2 separate regions of the Homo sapiens genome follow, and region 1 is linked to region 2. Evidence: read pairs that join two places in POLR2A ChIA-PET (ENCODE). Cell type or tissue: PC-9. All regions are shown on one strand. Region 1 has its middle 57 kb from the start of GPR6. Region 2 overlaps FIG4 (FIG4 phosphoinositide 5-phosphatase).

Evidence for each region. Peaks named below come from ENCODE experiments on the same cell type or tissue, not always from the same donor. Only the 100,000 strongest peaks of a DNase experiment are listed, where the experiment ranks them.
Region 1: POLR2A ChIA-PET joins it to region 2 with 10 read pairs; 3 of 35 experiments call an interaction of 5 or more read pairs at or near these places.

The regions. Positions count from the first base shown.
Region 1 is chr6:109,919,709-109,922,208 of GRCh38, forward strand. No RefSeq gene overlaps it. Among named protein-coding and RNA genes, the nearest start is that of GPR6, 57 kb to the right of the region's middle. In PC-9, no CTCF peak of the experiment used is centred here; no DNase peak of the experiment used is centred here.
Region 2 is chr6:109,792,810-109,795,309 of GRCh38, forward strand. All of the region lies in intron 21 of FIG4 (FIG4 phosphoinositide 5-phosphatase), which reads left to right. Among named protein-coding and RNA genes, the nearest start is that of FIG4, 100 kb to the left of the region's middle. In PC-9, no CTCF peak of the experiment used is centred here; DNase peaks (open chromatin) are centred at 1,092 and 1,518; H3K27ac peaks cover 2,399 bases.

The DNA of each region.
Region 1 (2,500 bases), 130 kb after region 2:
ACTGTATTTAATTCTCACCACATTGTGAGGTAGGTATTATTATTCTTATCTCCATTTTGTAGATGCTAAGAGGTGAAGAAAGAGTCCATGGTGTCTACCGGGAGTGTTGATAGGCTTCAGAGAAAAGCTGGAAGAGGGAGTGGCTCAGCGGAGCTCCACTACGGTCAGGGGTGCCTGTGTCTCTGGCGTGCACACACTGTAGTGTGGTCCTCTCACACTGCGGGTAGCCGTGTGCCCTGACTCCTGCCGTCCCACCGGGGTGCTGTGTGCCCTGACTCCTGCTGTCCCTCTGGGGTGCCGTGTGCCCTGACTCCTGCCGTCCCACCGGGGGTGCTGTGTGCCCTGACTCCTGTTGTCCTTCTGGGGTGCTGTGTGCCCTGACTCCTGCTCTCATCCCTGCTGTGCACCTTATTCTCAGCACCTAGCTGGGCACCTCATACATGACACAGGTGTATAAATATTTGTTGAAATGTACATACATTAATAGGAGCATCCTGAAAGCCTCTCTAATAAAATTATTCTTATATTTTTAAAGGTTTTGAAAACATTTTTAAACTTCCTGGAGATAGAGGGTAAACATTCTCCGTTTAGTGAGTTCTGTTTCTGGCCACAGTTGAATAGAACATGTTTTTCTTACTAAATGAGAGAAAAGAACTAAAGAAAAGCAGAAACCCCCCTTATGCTTCTTCCAGAAAAAAAACCTTGGCTAATAGGGCTGGACGTGGTGGCTTATGCCCGTAATCTTAGTGCTTTGGAGGCCAAGGTGGGAGGATCGCTTGAGGCCAGGAGTTTGAGACCAACCTGGGCAACAAAGTAAGACCCCCATCTCTACCAAAAAAAACAAAAACAAAAACAAAAAAAACCTTGGCTGAGGGCAACAGCATTAGTACTAGGATCTCCCTTCACCATTTGCAAAGCATTTTTCAAGCTGTACAGGTTAGGGCCTGAAATGGAAATCGCTGCTCACCTAGTATGAATGACAGTGTTCTCACTGTCCCCTTGCCATTTGACTCCATGTCACATACCTTGTTTCTCCAAGATCATCATCACCCGGGATCACTCTTCAGCCCAGAGAGCTCTGCACTCCTCCTCTCGCCTTGTGTCTCATCTCACACCCCCTCAGCCCAGCACACACCAGGAAGCCCTCCTCTCCTCTACATGTCCTCTCTCTGCGAAAGCCCTACAGAAAAGTCCCTTCCACCATGAAGCTTTACCAGACCCATTCCCCAACGCTCCCGCCACTCAGCCCTTTCTTTGCCCCTGGATTCCACAGTGTGCAGTGCCTGATTCCTTCGATGAAGGTATCGACCAGCAATTCTCTTGCTCTCCCTAGCACAGAAACACAGAAGGGCCATATCACCGGCCCTGAGGAATCCATGTTGTCAGAAACGCGTTGCTCACTGTTCCGAGGTACAGGCCCAGCACCGCATTTACATGCTGGAAGGATGTGTTGTCATGATGACTGATAGGGTTGTCAACGGCTGGACAGTCATTGTCCTTGTCCACCCTTTCTGTTTCACTCATCAGATTTTTAAGAGTGCTGAATCACTGGAATGGCTTCTCAAAAAGATCATTGCAAACATTTACCATCCTCACTTTAGTGATCAACATATATTCTGATACTTGGTTAATTTTTTTTTTTTTTAAGACAGAGTTTCACTCTTGTTGCCCAGGCTGGAGTGCAATGGCACCATCTCGGCTCACTGCAACCTCTGCCTCCTAGGTTCAAGTGATTCTCTTGCCTCAGCCTCCCAAAGTAGCTGGGATTACAGGCACCTGCCACCACGCCCAGGTTTTTTTTTTTTTTTTTTTTGTATTTTTAGTTGAGACGGGGTTTCACCATGTTGGCCAGGCTGGTCTTGAACTCCTGACCTCAGGTGATCCACCCGCCTTGGCCTCCCAAAGTGCTGGGATTACAGGTGTGAGCCACCGTGCCCAGCAGGTTAATTTTGTTTTTTTTTTTTTAAATACTTATGACTATGGTTTATTATAAAGGATACAACTCAGGAACAGCCAAATGGAAGAGTCAACAGCCGAGTGGAACAGGGCAAGGTCTGGGAGGTGGGAGGGTCCCAAATGCAGAAGCTTCTATCGCCATGGAATCAGGGTGCACCTGATGCTTAGTTAGCATTTAAAAGCCATTTTGTTGCCTCCTTTTGCATCTGTCTCCTTATTGCGTGGAATAAGAAGAAATCAAGATGTGGCAATGAGATGAATGGCTCTGTCCTCCTGCAGCTCCACCCTCCTGTTTTCCTAGAGCTACTCAGGCTAGATAAATTGATCTCAGTCATATTTGTGAAGAGACAGTCCTAATCACACCACTTGCAATTGCTCATCTCTCTTACCAAAAAGAAAATTCCCAGGTTCTTAGTGCTTTGCCTTCTGAGAAAAAATTTTAAAGAACAACAAAATGTGCATAGCCCTTATTAGCATGGGTTCTCTGTGTCCCCAGGAGAGGACATACTGTACAGGAAACACAAAGTTCTACATTTAGGGGAGT
Region 2 (2,500 bases):
GCTCCTGAGTAGCTGGGATTGCAGGTGCACGCCACTATGCCTGGCTAATTTTTTATATTTTAGTAGAGACGGGGTTTCACTGTGTTGCCCAGGCTAGCCTCAAACTCCTGAGCTCAGGCAATCCGCCCACCTCAGCCTCCCAAAGTGCTAAGATTACAGGTGTGAGCCACTGCGTCCAGCCTAATATAACTTTTAAGAAATGAAAATAGTCAGCAATACAGAAGAAAATGAATTCCACTTAAAATGCAGTTTCAGCATTGAGGCGGTCAAATTCTGAAACATTGATTTATATACAGAGTTAAAGTGCTAAATGCCTGAGACTCTGCCCCTCAATGATAAAAATTTATGATGCATGCAGGTATCTGCACTGCTCATATGTAAACTACAAACCAAAGTACCAGTACATTCCTGCATTTCTAAATCCTCAAGATCAAAGTCCCTTCTCACAAAATAAATCTGGGATATTGACAAATGAGGACCTTGCATCACTTTAGGTCCTGGATGCTGGTGGGAGTGGTGACTGAGGAGGAAAAAGAAAACAGTAATAATAGGGTGCTAATTCACAATGTTATAGGCCTTTATTAGGCAAATCTAGTTGAAAGGAGGGGATACCCATAAGGCATTCCCTGAAATCATGTGCATAATTTCGTGTGTATGTGTGTCCTTTTGAGAAGATAGATTTAGCAGATTCTCAAAAGAATCCTTCACTCAGAAATCCCCACGAACCTGATGAGAACATTGCAAACACCTCCTCAGCTTAATACATGGATTTAGAAGACTTGATTATTGCATATGAATACAGTTCCACTTATACAAATTTGTAAATGTGTCTGTAAAATGTAAATTGTATAATATAAAATGAGCACTGATCTTCAGTTATTTTTAAATGAGGGCATTTCATTTACAGAATCCATTGAATTAGATATTGTCAGCTTTTCATTTCAATTAATAAAAACTACTCTATAATATATAAAATATAAAATGCACAGCATTTCCTGACTGCCAAAGCAGCTCCTGTAACTTGCACTTTTTTGAATATGCGTCATTGACTGGAAGCCAATTTAGTCATCAGAGCACAGCCACACCCTCCTCACTCTGACACACAAACACACAGTACTTATTCATCATGGCTGTCAGAACTCTGTAGCCAAACTCTGTAGTAGTTGAAGTGGGCCTTTACAAACCATGTGGCCTGAAGAATGAATTATCTGAAGTTACTGACTGAGTAATATGACTTTGTTTATTGCAGAGGGAATGAGTGTATGTGCCAAGGATTGAAGGGGTTACTTCAGGGGAGGGAGGAACCCATGTCCTAGAATAAAATTCTGTGTTTGATATTCTGAAGATAATACCTCCTTTCATTGTATAACAGTTTACACTGTTTTGTTTGTTCTTTAGGCAATTCTGTAGTAGATTAAAAAGATATTATCCCCTTTTATGGGCTAATAGCGCAGCAAGTAGAGCCATTTAGTGCCTTATCCAGGAGTCATATCCTGTGTTTCTGGGTACCGTGGGATTTTAGGCTGTTCCCTCCTTTTTGTTCTCTTGATCATAATCAGCTGCCTCTGCTTATGATGCAGACCTTGGGGGAAGGGGAGAAACGGGGCTGATCATTCTTTCCCTGTGAGTACCCCTTCCTGTGGGCACACTGCCCTTACTGCCTTGCCTGCCCTGGAATATCTCCCCTCTCCATCTGCCATGGGCATTGCAGTAGGCAGAGGAATCCTCCCTCCATCAGTATCTGTGGGGTAACTGTGCCAGAGGGTGACCAAGGGATGTTCAGGGACTGATTGGCACCCACTTTTGGCTCAGCTAGGCTCTGGAGCTTTCTTAGTGCCTCCTCTGATCCAAAGGGGAGAGTTTCAAGGCAGGGCTAGAGCCCAGGTAGTTCTGCGCTGAATTGGCAGGTGCCCCTGCCACCCCGTTTCTGCACTCAGTTGGCTGGCTATGTTTGTGCACATAGTAGACAGTGACCTAGCCTGGCTTGCATGTAACAGCTCCCACCTGGCCTATCACAGAACCAGTGGAGAAGGGAAGCCACACAGCTAGAAGTGGTTTCCGCAGCCTGTCTTCCAGCTTCCCATTCTTCTGCCTGTTTTTCCTACCTTAGGCCTTGCCCACCTTTGGACGCCTAAGGATTTCTCGGTTTTGTAGTTTTTTTCTAATTGCTGAGCCCCGCTGTCTATGTCTTCCTTTTCCCTCACCTTTTCTAGTATCTTTGGTTTGCTATTTTACCAGACCTGAAAGCTTTCTACTTACTTCCTCAAAGCTTCATACACTTGCCAGTTTTTTTTTTTTTTTTTTTTTTTTTTTTTTTTTTTTTTTTGAGACGGAGTCTCGCTCTGTCGCCCAGGCGGGACTGTGGACTGCAGTGGCGCAATCTCGGCTCACTGCAAGCTCCGCTTCCGGGGTTCACGCCATTCTCCTGCCTCAGCCTCCCGACACTTGCCAGTTTTTAGAAAACTCTGGCAGTGATTGTACACCTGATTTAAGAAGTTTA